Linked DNA regions of Mus musculus: region 2 is linked to region 1. A link is a loop called in an ENCODE intact Hi-C map of the cell type or tissue named here. Cell type or tissue: left cerebral cortex. All regions are shown on one strand.

Region 1 (8,000 bases):
TGACTGCTCTAGAAATTTCCAGTGATCCATGCCTCAGTTGTGAAGATGTTCTTTCTTAAGCCTGAGAACCTTGGAAGAAATTTCAGTTCCATTTTCCCTTATTTCATTACACACTGCCACAGTGGGACCTTGAGCAGAAGCTGTTCTGTCACTCAGTACATCAGCTTGGTTCAGGGGAAAGATCCGTTCCCCTCCCTCCTTCCCCAGAAAGCCAGAAAGATTCTGATAGACTGAGACAGATAATATTCAAGTTTGTAACAAAAGGCAAGAATTTTCTTTTATTTCCCACCTTTAACTGCCTTACAGATATTAATTAGATGCCATATTTTCCATATAAAATTTTGGAGGTGAATAAGTTAGAGTCCAATTGTTTATATAAAAAATATGGTTTTCCTTTTGTACACAAAAGATTTGCATCTTAGTGAGTATTGCTTAATAATATTTAAAATGAAAATGTGACAAATGTTTACTTTCTGAGGAATACCACAGAAATTGGTTAATTATGAAAAAAAGCAATCAAATCAATTAGGTGTGTAAACAACAGGAGACTAGAGGATGAAAGAGAATACATGTGTGTCCTTTTGGAGTTGTGGGGTTTTGTGGTGAGTTTAGTCATTATGATGCTTTTCCTGTAGAGCTGAGATTACAGAAATACCAACTTTAGAAGCCATAAAACAGAATCTCAAGTACCTGAACTCAGACCTTGAAAAGGATCTACAGAGGCTGGATGAGGCCAATCAGATTCTCCTCAGAAAGATTCAAAAGAAAGAAGAATCTATACAAAGGTCAGGCTTTGCCCTTGGTGAAGGAGAGGCTCCTCACGTGATGTCCCATAGCCTAAAGGGAAGCAAGGGGGGTCAGTTCCCTGGTGGAAATTTCAGTGTGTGATTTAAATTCTGAAACTTGACCTCTGTGCTCCCCCCACCCCCCGCCCAAAGACTTGGGTGTGGATCCTTGCATCAATTTCTTCATTTCGTTGACATTTTATTGCACTGTCACTCCGGCGTGATTTCAGTGGCAGCTTCCTTTGGACTGATCCACACCTGAGTAACTTTGTTTTTCAGTCTTGAGAGAGATATTGCCCTGTCCATAGGAAGAGTCCCAGAGAGGGATGACTTCAATGAGATCCTAGCACAGAAGGAGACTGCCTTGAAGGACTTGGAGCTGGAGTCAGCAAAGCTGGTGAGAAGACTTCTAAAGGAGACCTTAAGAAACCCTCTGCAGCCATCGCTCTGTCTGTCCCCAGGGTCTCTGCATATGCCCCTTGCCTCTGTGGCTACAGAAATCATAGCTGCCGGGGGTGGGTGGGTGGGTGGGTGGGGGTGTGGTCTCTGTGACAATGAAGCACAAGGCATGGGCATACGACCTTGACTCTGTCCCAGGTCCTCTATGAAGGACCGAGGTGCACTTAACTGACACCCTTATCCCCACATATTATGTCAGTGGTCTTGAAAGCAGAATCTGTTTGTCTCCTTTAACTCTTTCTTCCTACAGGAGAAAAAGAATAAGACCCTAAGCAAGAATGTGATGGAACTTCAGAAGAAGGTAAGGGCATGATCACGAAGGTGGTTTTCCCAGGGCGAGGCTTATCCATTGCACTCCAGATGTGCTGACCCCTGTGATTTCCCCAAATGCGGGAAATTCGACTGCATAATTTGTTTGTGGTAGTGGGGGACTGCGTTCGTGCTCTCCCCTGGAAAAAAAAGAAAAAAAAAAAACAAGAAGGTAAGGGGACATCCCAAATTGTAAGGTACCCTATTTCCAACAGCATTATCATTACAAAACAAAGGCTGGTGAAATGGACAGAAGACATATGTGGTGAATTCAGGGAATATAACTCACATGCACGAATGCACACGCGCGCGCGCGCACACACACACATATGTGTATATGTATATTTTTTCTCATCAGTTATATGTAACCACATAAAATATAGATTATATGCTACATACAAATGAAGTGAATTTTCACACACTTGAGTCTATCTTGAAATATGACTGATTTCTAAAGAATCTTCTGAACTCTCTAGTCAGATAAACAAGAAGACGGTAAACATTTGCCCTACGCCCCCATCACCTTCAGTCTTCAGACGCAAATTTGTCCTCCAGACATGCCAGGCTGTGGGAAAAGGGCTAAATAGTTACGTGAGCAACAATGTCCCATTCTTTCCCCGATTCCTCCTGTTAAGCCCATGCTTCTCTCCTCAGTGTGGAGCTATGGTGGTCATGGGGACAGAAAAGGATGTCCAGTCAGGGCTTAGTGCTCAAGAGCACATACTCTTACAGAGAACCTGAATCTGGTCCCCGTACCTAGGTCAGGTGGTTCACAGTCACCTCTCCTTCAAGGTCCAAGGACTTGAAGCCATTCTCTCTGGATGACAAAGACAGCTGTACTCACATTTACATACACACCTACACACATACACCTACACATCTACACACGCACACCTACACACCTACACATGCACACACAAACACACACACAATTACAAATACGAATCTTTAAAAAAAAAACAGGAAGGAAGGAAGGAAGGAAGGGAAGAAAGAAAGGAAGAAAGAAAGAAAGAAAGAAAGAAAGAAAGAAAGAAAGAAAGAAAGAAAGGAGAGAGAGAGAAGGGAGGGAGGGAGGGAGGCAGTCAAGAAGGAAAGAAAAGAAAGAAGAGAAAAAAGAAAAGAAAAGAAAAAAGAGAAGAGAAAAGAAAAGAAAAAAGAAAAGAAAAGGAAAGGAAAGAAAAGGAAAGGAAAGAAGAGAAAGAAGAGAAAAAAAGAAAAGGAAAGGAAAGGAAAGAAGAGAAAGAAGAGAGAGAGAAGCCTCTTCACTCAGGATTGAGTTAGCAGCTCCCACCGGGTCAAAGAGACATGTTTCCATTCAAGATGTTTCTGTACCCGAGTTAGTAAGCACAAGTGTTCCGCTGGCTAAGACCCCAGCCTAACCTTATCCTAGCTCATCTGTTTGCCTTGAGGAGCTCACAGCTACTTCAATGATATTTCAGATTTCAAAAGGACTCAAGAACATTGCCTCTGATCCAGAAACCCTGAAAAAGAAAGTAACAGAATTCAAGGTGAGTCACACAGCAAGCTGGGACATTTTTGTGACACGTGTATCAGTCCTAGGTCCTAGGAGGCTGTTTTCATGGCTTCTCCTAGGTGTGGCGCTAGACGTGCCCATTTGTGTATTAGAGGTGTGCCAACATCCTTTATTGCCATGGGCTACCCTGACAGTTCTGTTCGCACTAGAGGTGGCTACATTGCCTTTGGGTGGAAGGGGATGTCTCGAAAGCCTCATCAGTTAAGAAAACACATTCCAAACACTTACTGGAGTCTGTCTTCTCTGGAGAAGTTTATATCTAAATGAGGACACATAGATACAGACATCCAAATAGAAAGAAAATGCTAATTCCCACAGTTATATAAGGATGCACTGGTGATCGTAGACGGTTTGCCAAGCACTGGCTTATAGGGTGAATTTTATTTTCGAGTTTCACTTTGTCTTTTTCCTCAATTAGAAAGTAAAGCAAGTGAAAGTATTCATTTGTAAGACTCTATTATTTGCACCTCAATGTCTAGAGCATTCTATCCTCTGGCAGAGGTCCAGTAAATATTTGTTAAGTGGACAAATGCGTCGACTCAGACTGGGGACAAGCCTATTGTGGAGCTCTGTGTGGTTTTAGGGGACAAGTGTGGCATCTGGCTGAGGCCAACATCAAGAGCTCCATTGTCTGCTTTTCTCTGAACAAGTCGAATGTCTCCTATGACCCTCGTGTGACTTAGAGAGCATAAGCGTACCATGCTCACTGAGTACAGGGAGCAGTGGTGGTCATTGGTCAGTGCAGGGGAGGAGAATGGCCACATTCAATGGAGAGTCAGCCTACTGGGGTTTAATGTCAGTTTGCCATTGTGAGATTTAGCTAAGTTTGTTTATAACTTCTCTGTCCTCAATACATGATAGCAGCTCTGAGTTTGGTTTTTGCTGGCCTGGGTTTTCCTTGCACAAAGGAATGCTGTTCATTTTCTGCCATTACCATCTTCCCTAGGTGAAACTACAAAAGTCAACCGAGTCCTGTGCACAACAAGAGAAGGAAATCGCCAAGGTTAGATTAGACCAGTGCCTCTTCCACTGAGGGTCTGCCTAGGACATATGTAGAAGGGAAAGTCCGAGGGTCTTTAGAACAGTTTTCAGGCATGGCAGGGAGGGGGCAGGGAAGTCTGGCAAGTGAATTTCTGATTCACAGGCAGGTGGAAAAAGCACTGTCATTAAATACTGACCTTAAAATGTTTAAAAACCCTCATCTGCCCCAAATACCTTGTACAACCCCAGAGCCAACAGTCTACTGCATTCCTTTCTGTTTTCCAAAGAGACTCAGGACAACTTGGGTAAATTCTATCCCTCCCCCCTCTCAAATTTAGGTCCTGTGCCTGAATACTAGGTCACCTCTTAGTGAGGTTGTGGCTGTTTCCCTTCAAGTAAGGGGTTGCTAGGTAACCAGCCACAGGTCCAATGGACTAGGCAGGTTCCCAGGGAAGCAGCCAATGCTTGGTACCCATTGAAGTCATGAGGTTTGTGCTTTCTTCTTTTCCTAGATGGAAAGTGACTACCAATCTGTATTTCAGCTCTGTGAAGACCAGGCCCACTACATAAAGGTACAACGTCTCAGAGGACAGTCAGATGGAGACATGTCTCCCCAAGTCTGGAGAAAGCTGCTTTCTTGTTAGGCTACCCTCAGCTATGTAAAAATGCCTTTTGTTCAGTTGACATGACCACCAAACAGGAATGCTCTAGACAATGTGGGGAAACCTTGTCATACATTATTTTCCTCAATGCATTTGTCTAGTAAGTAAGTCTGAGGAGTTCTGAAGGCACTGAGGTTTCAGGGAGCTGGGGTCTGTGCTCCGGGAACACAGTGCAGCTCAGATCTGGGATCTAAGCGCAAGCAAGGCCTAGAAGAGGAACTTTTTTTTTCTATGCCCATCCTCTGATTAGTACCCTGATTTGTTTTTTATTAGAACACCCCTACCTTGTACCCCCTGTTATGTGAAATGTTTGGAATGTTAGTTGTTTAGTGGAATATTCCTATCAGTGACTTTGAAATAAAGACAACAATTCTTGTTTATGATGCCCTCCCTGCCCATGGGAAGAAATACCAAGAAATTCTGAGGGAGATGGAGAAGGAAAAAGAAGTGATGCTGCTTGAGAAAGAAATGTAAGTCTGGGAAATAATGCCCTCTGGTACACTGCACTGCTGGCCCTAGGCAGTCCCTGGGAGGCACGGCGTTCTCAGAACAATTGGTGTCACGGTGTCACGAAGTGAAGGACCCACAGCAGGTCATTTCCCACAACCTCTATTCTTGCTCCAGACTGAACACTCAAAATCATTCAAACTGGTCTTCTGCCCTCCCCAGCAACTGGGTCCTGAAATCTCTTTATGATGCTCTTTTCATAGTTGAGGGCAGTGTTCCCAACACTAATAGAGCTATGTTCCAGGGGAAATTACAGTGAAGAGATATGTACCCTCAAGACACAAATGACTGGCATCTGTGTGTGTCACAATTTTTCCCAGGACATTGGTACAATGGAATGACCTGAGATCTGTAGATGTTTTTCACGGGATTTGACACACTTACTTTTTGTTTATACTTCTTAATTGTATCGCATCTTACACAATATACATAGAACATACACGTCTTAAATACGTAGCTGTTAGATTTTTTTCTATGTATATACACATTAGTACCACTGAAATCCAAATATAGACTACTACAAGCCCCAGAAGTCTCCTTGAATGCTCTACCCTGTCAACATCCCTTGCAGAGGTATCCCCTAGTCTGGCCATTCTAAACCTCTATCCTCAATTTCTCTATAGACTCAGCCTATGTTCTCTTTCTCTGAGGATTATCTCTACTGTATCATGTGACTTGCTCTTTATAATATCCCAATGTATGAATATGACAGCACTAAGCTCTCACTGACAAACACTTTGACCATTTTAAGTTTGGGTATATTAAAATCTGCTATATAATGTCCTCATGTATGCCTTTTGATAGATGTATCCTTCCATTTGTGAGTGGTCATTCAGGTACACATATCTTTGTTGTACTGGATGAAACAATTTTCTGCAGTGGCTGAATCAGCATCCTCATAAGGACTCTGGAGAGCTCTGGGCTGGACTGTGGCTCTACGGGTGAAGGCGCTCTTTCTGTTGGCTTATTGTTTCCCTTGGGCCTTAAGTTCAGTTCTCAGAAGCTCAAAACTTCTATGATTTACCCCAGATTCATATTTACTGTTTAAACTTTATATATTTTTACACTTGAACTCACCTGAAATCTATGTCTTCCGTGTCCAAATAGCCCTGTACAATCTTTAAACTTTAAATAATTTAAAACTGTAACATTTACAGAGGTCATGCATTTCCTCTTGATGCCTTGTGGCTTTGTAGATGAGGGACCTTATGCGTGTAAGCATATGTGTTTTCACATGCTTTGTCCTGTACAATTAATCTATGTCTCTGTCCTTTCACATATACTGAACTGTTTTAATTATCCCAGCTTCATAGTTAGCCTTAATATATGGTAGAAATAATCTGCAAGTGTTTTGTTCTTATTTAAGATTATTTTGTCTATTTTGGACCCACAAATTTCAATATAAATATTTTATGTTAGTCTCATAATTTCTACCAAAATAATAAAAACTGACTGAGATTTTCATTGCAATTGTTGGTATTTGCAAATAAAATTTAGAAGTTAATTAATGTCTAGCTAATAGTTGTTCCAACTTTATCCTTCCATTTGTTTAGATCTTCTTTAACATTCATACAGTGTACTGTCATTCTCTGTAGTATTCACATACATTTTTTGATCATACTGATAGTTTTAGATATGGTAAATGTTACATTCATTTGCTTTTAGGATCAATCATTTACCACTATCTAGGAGCATGTAGACTTCTGGATACAGAATCATGTCCATTGACCTTGCTTCCTGATTTTTTTTTCTTTGAGTCTTGAGTTACACAGAGATATCACTAGGAGCCAACTTCTAGATTGACAGGCAAGCCCATGTAGATATTTGCTTTGATGGTCTTGAACTCTAGACTCGGCCTCCTCAGCCAGTTTTTGTCACTACTTTCTGCTCAGACTCTATTTCCCTACAGCTCGAGTTGGCACATGTTCTTGATGGAGAGCCACGGGGAAGGAAGAGCTCCTCTAAGTGCTTCACCCGACTCGGGTGTCCCTTGGACTCCCAAGCACTTTATCCAATGCATTCTATGCATTTCACTCACTTCTGCAGTTACTTTTGGAAAATTGGCTGGCCTGACACAAGCTACTTCATCATGGAAGAGCTGGGAGCCTGTGCCAATTCTCCCTTTACATGTTTATTGATTACTATAAAAGGAAATATCCATGAAAATGCTAGATAAGCTTCCTGGATCAATTCTGTACCAGGAAACAACTCTACATAAAACAAATACCAGTGACCAGGAGGCTTTAGAGAGAGAATAAAAGCAGGCATATACTAGAGACAAGTCGGCAGCTGGAAGAGGAGAATGGTAGAAGTTATTCCCCCTGGTATTATACCTTCTGGCCTGAGGTCAGCCCAGACCCTTGTGTGTATTGTAAGCATGGAGCAGTTACAACATGGAGGGGAAAAATTAGAATTTAGGCTACTAGAAAGAAAGAGCCAGACGTGGGAGTTTCTGGATATCCTTCTGACATTAGGTTGAAGTCACACAATCTGTCTTTGGTGGCAGCTTACAAGCCAATCAGGTCGGCCACAGCCTCAGTGTGGATGCTCACAGACTGCCCTGAGTAGTTCAGTTTAAAAGTCAGCCAGAGGTGTAGGCAGAGTTTAGGTACAATTTATCTTTCTCTTAGGAATGGAATGTGTACTGGCTAGTTTAATGTAAGCTTGGCACAAGCTACAGTCACTGGAGAGGAAGGACCCTCAATTGGAAAGATACCTCCGTAATATCTGGCTGTAGGCATGCTAACAGGGCATTTTCTTAAT
Region 2 (8,000 bases), 510 kb before region 1:
ATCTTCCTGCACAAGAAGTCTCCCAAAAGAGCGCAGCGGATCTTCTACAGAAAAGTACCCTCTGGAAACTGAGGTCCAGGTCAGCCCAGGTCGGGTGATGGATTCTGAGACAGGTCTGTAGGGGTGTGAGTGAGCGCATGCGTGTGCGCGTGCGTGCGTGTGTGATATGTTAGGGCGGGGAGGTTATAGGCAGAAAGGAATGTATTTATTTCCTCCTTAGGCAGGCTCAGGTGAGTTCGCTTTCACATGCTGTCTTTTGTGAGAACATGCCAGCTACGTAACTTGCTTCCAGAAGTGATCAAGAGAACTAGAGCAGGTACAGGGGCCTGCCATTCTCCTAAGTTGTAGGGCGCCCTGCTGTTTCCCTGACTCCCTTCTGAGTTCCTTTCTTTCCTTAAAGTAACTGAAGTATAAAGAGAGGCTGATGTAGTGAGGCTGGTACAGCCCAGCAGGAACAGGGATCCTAGTCATTCTTATCAGCCTCCAACACCAAGATGTAGACTCCCCCTCCATAAGAAGATCAACTGTTTTCTCCCAGTTCCAGTGCATGGCTGTATATGAAAAACACCAAATATCCCATCAGCAGAGGTGAGAGAGGAAAGGGAATGAACGCTTTTTAGACCAAAGCTGGAGGTCTAAGAAGACACCACACCAGGCAGAACCACCTTTGTGTGTGTGTGTGCCTGTAAAAGTCCCAGCTGTTTTCCCAGAGACCAAAGCCATGGTTATCAAGACAAGTTTTCCCACATAGGCACTCTTGAGGCCATTTACAATGGTATGGCCAAAAATCAGATTAGCCATGTTTGGGCCAAGCTGAGGAACATGGAAGCCTCTTTTTGGAAGGCTTTTAAAACAAAACATATACAAAGATCTCTCTGTCTCTCTGTCTTTCTGTCTCTTTCCCTCCCTGTCTCTGTCTTTCTCTGTTTCTCTTTCTCTCTGTCATTTCCTCACTTAGAAAGTGGTCCACTGAGGAAACTACTTTGGCGTTAGCTAAAAGTAATCTAGAGAGAAGCTTATTAGGAAATACCAGACCCAGATGAAGAAACTAGACTCAGGGCTTCTCTGGAGTTCTCAACTCAGGCTCTTCAAAGCTGCTGTCAGGAAGCTCTGTCACTTACATGCATTTCGGGAGCACAGCGGCCCAATAGATCTATAAGCGCTGAATAAAATGACATAATTGCATTGCCCATATGCACAATCTCTTCCTCCTCTCCATCATCCTGTGTGCTGCAGAGAAAGAACCAACATGGGGAAGGCATGTGAGAGACTGCTTTGCTTAGTGGCAGGCACTGCTTAAACAGAACGCCTCACTCTGGTTCAACAAACTTTCCCTCACAACTCTTCCTTTCAGGAGCTGGTGAAGTTGTTTTATTCACTAAACTCAAAGGGGCCAAATATTTTTTCACAACAGCTCCAGGATCCTATGAACCTTGAAACGTGAATTTAGATGTTATCTACTATTCTTCCTCTTTGAATGTACACAGAAAGCCAGCTGGACAAGAAGTCAGGACAGCTGTATTAACATCCTAGCTCTGAGGTTAATGAGCTATATTACTTCAGGTCTTAGTTTTATCTCATGTTATATAAGAATGTTGAGACAAATATATTTTGAGCTCTCTCTGGTCTACTAAGTCACCTCTCAGAACTGATGATGTAGGGGAAATGAAAAACCAACTGGCTGGAGAGTCAACCCTGCTGGTGTGCACACATTCTCTATTCTATGCAGCATAGACTAGATAAAGAAAGACAAATGACTACTGGACATGGTAGGGGGAAAGTAACAAGGCAATGATAGACTATACCCACTAGACTCTGAACCTTTAAATTCCACAACCAATCTGGAAGGACTCCAAATGCTCAAAACACTTCCCCGAGCAGTCCTCCTGAGGCCTCAGTGGTTTGCCAGCTGTGCCCAGTGGTCTAAAGAAATGGAAGAAACTGCAACTGCCCCCCTCAGCTCTCTCTGGACAAGCCAAAATAATCATGGGCCTGACAAAGTGATTTTAAGCATTTGAACCACCATAAAACATCTGCTCTTTCTACCAGGCAAAGTTATGGATCCCACCCTAGCGGTTCACCAACTGGCAGTATTTGCCAGCCCACCAACTGCACACGCGCTGGACTAAAATTCACTTACACTTCTGTCTTGTAACCCTGGGAAGGGAGGTCGAGGGCAGGGTTCTCTGAGATCTTAATAGCACCCTGCATAGCCGCCAGCAGTCCGTTGCCTCCTTCACCCCTCAGAGCTGGGCCGAAGCACTCGGGACGTCTGATGAGCAGTTTGACCACAACGCTGGCATTTTCTTCCACACTTTCGCCTGAGGGAGAGAGAGGCCTGGTGTCCTTCCCTCTGGAAAGGACAACCTGGAAGTTATTTGTAGCTGATGTGCGGGGAGAGCAGTGTTTCATTTGCTTTTCCACCTATTAATGTGATGAGGAAATACTGATGAAGGAAAGGTGACCTCTGATAAATGAGGCCAGATCTATTCATTATAGAATTGACCGTTATGGAATGGAATTTTCCTCTTCAGCTCAGGATTTTTTTTTTTTTTTTTTAACCTCAGGGATGACCCTACCATGTTGAGGCCACAGATACCACTCAATCTCCTGCTAACAAGTTCATTTACAAGTGACTCGCAGACAAAAGAGCTTCATATCTTAACACTTGGCCTCCTTCCTTGAATAGTAAGAAGATAACTAAGCTATCACGCCTCAGCTGATCTGGGGAAGTGATAACAAAGTTCTTTACCCAATGATTCTCTTGGAGTTAAGTACATATCCCAGGACAATCTGAATTCAGAGGGCTGATTTCATGATATCAGAAGTCATTGATCATGATGAAGAATCTGCTGGATAAAATTTTCTAGTAATAGCTCTGAGAAAAGGGGCAGGGCAGAGCTCTCTATGCTGTCTTTGCATTTCTCTTTGGAGGAGGCAAGCATGAGCTGCCAGTGACAAAGGAAAAGGCACAGTTAGGACGGGAGAGCTGTAGAGTCTCAGAACTGTTTACATTCCAAAGCAGTGTTACAGCTTGTCTAAGCAATTTATTAAACATACCCTCTTTCCTGGGTGAAATCTTAATTTATGTTTGAGAATGTGATCCCTGAGCCAGACTCGAATGCATGTTTTTTAAAATGCACATTACATAAAGCCTAAAAATAGCTTTTCTTCAAAACCATTAAGTATTTCTTGGGTGGTGAACTGTATTAGAGAGTGAGCATTTGGATAGCTATGGAGTTTTCTCTTTTCTTTTTGTTTTTTCAAGACAGGATTATTCTTTGTAGCCCTGGTTGTCCCGAAGTTGCTTTGTAGACCAGGATGGCCTCAAACTCACATGGATCTGCCTGTCTCCGCCTCCCAAATGCTGGAATTAAAGGTGCACACAACTGGCTAGCTATGGAGTTATTAAGTCCTCTGAAGACGATCTGACATCGTCACAGTCTAACACAATAACCATCCATCTCACAGTTTCCACAGGTGTGGACTTTGGGAGTGACTAGGCTAGATAGTCCTGGCTTGGGATGCACTTGAAGCTATAGTCTCCAGTTGGTTTCAGCTGCCGTCTCCTGGTGACTTGTCTGTAGCTGGGGGACCAGCTTCTAAGTTCACGATGTGGCTGTTCTCATGATGCCTCAATTGCTTGTTGGATGGCAGATTCAGGCCTCCGTTCCTTACCATGTTGGCCTCTTTGGAGCAGTGCTTGGGCATCCTCATGAAATGGCCTCTGGCTTCCCACAGACCAAGAGGACAGGGCTGAATCTTCAGTCCCTGGAACAGTCTGGTTACATATGCGCATCCTGCAGTATTTTAGTCATTAAAAGGGGTTTACTAACCCTAGCTCATACTTATAGGAAGAAGATTTAGGCTTCTCACTCTGGAGGGAGGAATACCAGATAATTTATAGACATATTTTAAAAATATCTGGGCAGTTTAAATTTTGCTTCATGAAAATTTTGTCTTATTTGGAATAATTAAGGCTGAGCACATAGCTTGGGGCAGGGTACTTGGTCGGCTTCTTCATAGCCCTGGGATTCTCTAGTACTACAATTAGGGATATAAAAATGGGAGCTCTTGTGGGATTGTAAAAATGTTTTAGAATTATGTTCACTTGATCCAGAATTTTTCACTAAACTGAATTTAAACAGCTCATCACTGTTCACTAGTTGTCATACAGCTCATTTCTTCATGGAGCGTTGAGAGAAGTTGTGAAGATGTTTGCCATCTACGAGCTAGGTACAGAAGCATATGTCTGTAATCCTAGGACCAGGAGGTCGAGTCAAGTTCAAGTCCAGCCTGGAATGCACAGTGAGATTCTTTCTCAAAACAAAGAAGTTCTAGTCAAGTCTCACCCAGTATACAATATCCAAGAAGCATAACCCATGCACATACCGGCAGTATTAATTAGGTTACAAGGGCTAAATAAAAAACAAAAAACAAAAAACAGTATCTGTAGGGAAAAGTGGTGGGGGTATGGGTGGAATTGGACAGGAAAATTGATTTGATCAAAATGCATTGTGTACATGTATGAAATTCTCAAATATTAAATATAAATATATTTAAAAGAGAATAGCATGCCAATTTATCTGATAGTCTCTATATATCCTGATACAGTTTACTTGCAGGAGGGAGATTTCAGTATAACTACCAGAAGGAGTGACGTATTCATAAACAAATACTCTTAGACACAGATGTATTGCATGTCATAACTTTCAAATATTTCTAGCCTGTAATTATTAGCAGGCAATATGCATATATGTCCTTTGAAATGATAAGAGCCAAAATGAAGGGGAAAAACCTTATTAATAAGGCTGACCCAAAGACTGCACGTTGATGTGTTTAGCTCATACTGAAAATGCTTGCAGGCCAGCACAGTTTCTAATCAGCATGCTGTCTTCAGCTCAGCTCATCCCAGAGCAATTAGCACCATAGAGTTTGTGGGACACAGACACACCAGAAGCAGAAGCTGAGGAATCAGAGTTGGACTCTGAGATTACATCTAAGTTCATTTGCCCAATTAGCCCCTTTTTGATCCAAATCTCTTCTCTTCACAATTTAGCTAATTAGGTTGACTCTGAGAACTGACCCAGGAAGCTATTCCCTGATTATTTTAGTTCGGACATATGTTGGGGATGCAAATGTCCTCTCCGAGAGGAAGAGGACAGGATCCAACCACCGAGGCTGGTTAGACAGGGGATTGAGAAGAAGAATTTCCAAAGGCTTCCTGGAATAGTGGGGCCAGAAGAGTGTAAGTCTACTCTGGGGAAGCCAAATGCTGACCCTCAGTGTATTTGTCAAGGTAGAAAGAACATTTTGAGGTAAATGGTTTTTGGTCCAAGAGCATCCCACAATATTTTTTTTTTCTGGAGTTCCAAAATAAGAAATGAGATTAGCAACTGTGTGAATGCCCAAAGTTCCTTTCATCAAAGGCTCTCAACTCAGTATTGATAATGCCATGACTTTCTTTCTAACATGTCTGAGCAGTTGGATGGAAATGGAAATGATTCTCTTCATTTTATGTCAGTAAAGGTGTCAGACTCCAGGGACAATTAATAGAGCCTTGCTGATCTCATCTCCAACTTATTACCCTTTCTCACTCCCTATGTTCTAACTACGCTTCTGTTATTAAGTTTGTTTGTCAGCAATGCTTGCTTTCTTCCCATTCTCTTGTCATAAATTCTTGACTTGGGGAACTCTATGAAATTCTTCAGGAGTATCTTAAAACACAAGAGCCCCAGAAATGTGGTCATCTCAAACACTGGAACCTTTTTTTATCTGGTTTTCTCACTAACCTGCACACTTTTTTAATTGGCATTTTATTCATTTACATTTCAAATGTTATCCCTTTTCCTGGTTTCCCCTCTGGAAACCCCCTATCCCATCCTCCCTTCCCCTGCTTCTATGAGGGTGTTCCACCACCCACCCACCCACCCACTTCCACCTCCTCACCCTGGCATTCCCCTACACTGGGGCATTGAGCCTGACAAGGCCATCCTCTGCTACATATGCAGCTGGAGCCATGGGTCCCTCCATATGTACTCTTTGGTTGGTGGTTTAGTCCCTAGGAGCTCTGGGGTGGGGGTGGGGGGCTGGATGGTTGATATTGTTCTTCCCATGGGGTTGCAAACCCCTTCAGCTCCTTCAGTCTTTTCTCTTAACTCCTTCATTTGGGATCCCGTGCTCAGTCCAATGGTAGGCTGCCAGCAGCCGCGTCTATATTTGTCAGGCTCTGTCAGAGCTTCTCAGGAGACAGCTCTATCAGGTTCCTGTCAGGAGGCACTTGTTGACATCCACAATAGTGTCTGGGTTTGGTGTCTGTATATGGGATGGATCCCCAGGTGGGGCAGTCTCTGTATGGCCTTTCCTTCAGTCTCTGCTCCACACTTTGTCTACCTTGAGTATTTTGTTCCCCTTCTAAGAAGTACTGAAGCATCCACACTTTGGTCTTCCTTCTTCTTGAATTTCATGTGGTCTGTGAATTGTATCTTGGGTATTCCAAGCCTTTGGGATAATATTCACTTATCAGTGTGTTCTTTTGTGACTGGGTTACCTCACTCAGGATGCTATTTTCTAGTTCCATCCATTTGCCTAAGAATTTCATGAATTCATTGTTTTTAAGCTGAGTAGTATTCCATTGTGTAAATGTACCTCAATTTTTGTATCTATTCCTGTGTTGAAGGACATCTGGGTTCTTTCCAGCTTCTGCCTATTATAAACATGTTGGAGCATCTTTTGGATATATGCTCAGGAATGGTACAGCTGGGTCCTCAGGTAGTACTATGTTCAATATTCTGAGGAACCACCAGACTGAGTTTCATGGTGGTTGTACCAGCTTGCAATCCCACCAGCAATGGAGGAGTGTTCCTCTTTCTCCACATCCCTGCCAGGATCTGCTGTCACCTGAGTTTTTGATCTTAGCCCTTCTGACTTGTGTGAGGTGGAATCTCAGGGTTGTTTTGATTTGTGTTTCCCTGATGACTAAGGATGTTGAATATTTCTTTAGGTGCTGCTCAGCCCTTCTAACCTGTACATTTTATAAGGACAAAGTAATATGTCTGTATTATCTGATCCTGTGTGCTCACAGTTTTGCTAATGTTTGACACATAATAAGCAATCAAAAATAGTTATTGTTTATTTTTTAAGTGCTTAGAATTTAACCCAGAGTCTGTGCATGTTAGGCAAGTATTCTACTCTGAACTTCACCATCATCTACAAAAGAGTTTTTTTCAAGATAAATTTACATAGTGTAATCTTGGCTGTTGTAGAACTAGTTCTGTAGATCAGGCTGTCCTTGAACTTGCAGTGATCAGCCTGCCTCTGTGCCCCTTGTTCCCCATGTCCCTAGTCTTATAATTAAAGGCATGTATCATCACTGCCCAGCTAAGCGTTCTTGAATAAATGAGTAGATTTCACTCAAGGGAGAGGCTTGAAATGATTTCAGGGAAAATCCTGGCTATCACTGTATTATCAGACCATTGTCAGCTTCTATTTGCAAGAACCTAAGTTGTGCATATTCTCAGATTTCAACTAGTCCTAGGGAAAAGAGATATCCCTTAGGAGTGAGAGAGCACACGGGGTTCATTAAGAGTCTAGAAATACCTTGTTTAGTTAACAGAGTATCACAAGGTAGGGGTGTTAACTGAGACAGAAAACATGTTTTTCAGTAAATGCCACTTTTGGTATCATTCCAGGGGACTTGTCCAAACCAAATCATTACAGGTACTGAAGACATCACTTCCCCTCCTGTTCTGAGAAGGAGGAGTTAGGCATCTGTTTGTAAACTACTGTGATAAGACAAGAGCAAGCCAGAGAGGGTTATCTGATTATCTCATTGATTCAAACTATCATTTTTACCTTCTAGCCACTGATCTAAGAACAATGGACCATCTCTTACCAACCTAGTTGGTAGTTATCTCCTGAGTACTTAGTGACATTGTTTACCCTTCTACAATAGTCCTTTATTGTTGGTGTTATTTTTGAGACTTTGTTGGATCTTTCCA

What was found. Peaks named below come from ENCODE experiments on the same cell type or tissue, not always from the same donor. Only the 100,000 strongest peaks of a DNase experiment are listed, where the experiment ranks them.
Region 2: it touches region 1 in a loop (3-fold over the local background); 17 of 42 quality-filtered maps call a loop at or near these places.

What each region holds. Positions count from the first base shown.
Region 1 is chr2:113,286,743-113,294,742 of GRCm38, forward strand. Tmco5b (transmembrane and coiled-coil domains 5B) reads left to right here. Exons shown (of 12, transcript NM_029232.2): 3 at 636-785; 4 at 1,065-1,182; 5 at 1,495-1,545; 6 at 2,993-3,061; 7 at 4,034-4,090; 8 at 4,581-4,640; 9 at 5,136-5,200. LOC115489624 (a small nuclear RNA gene) reads left to right here and starts at 1,531; the gene lies at 1,531-1,696. In left cerebral cortex, no CTCF peak of the experiment used is centred here; DNase peaks (open chromatin) are centred at 3,146, 3,391 and 4,457.
Region 2 is chr2:112,778,839-112,786,838 of GRCm38, forward strand. It overlaps Ryr3 (ryanodine receptor 3), which reads right to left. Exons shown (of 104, transcript NM_001319156.1): 44 at 2,141-2,321; 45 at 1,122-1,230. Among named protein-coding and RNA genes, the nearest start is that of Gm22676, 280 kb to the left of the region's middle. In left cerebral cortex, no CTCF peak of the experiment used is centred here; no DNase peak of the experiment used is centred here.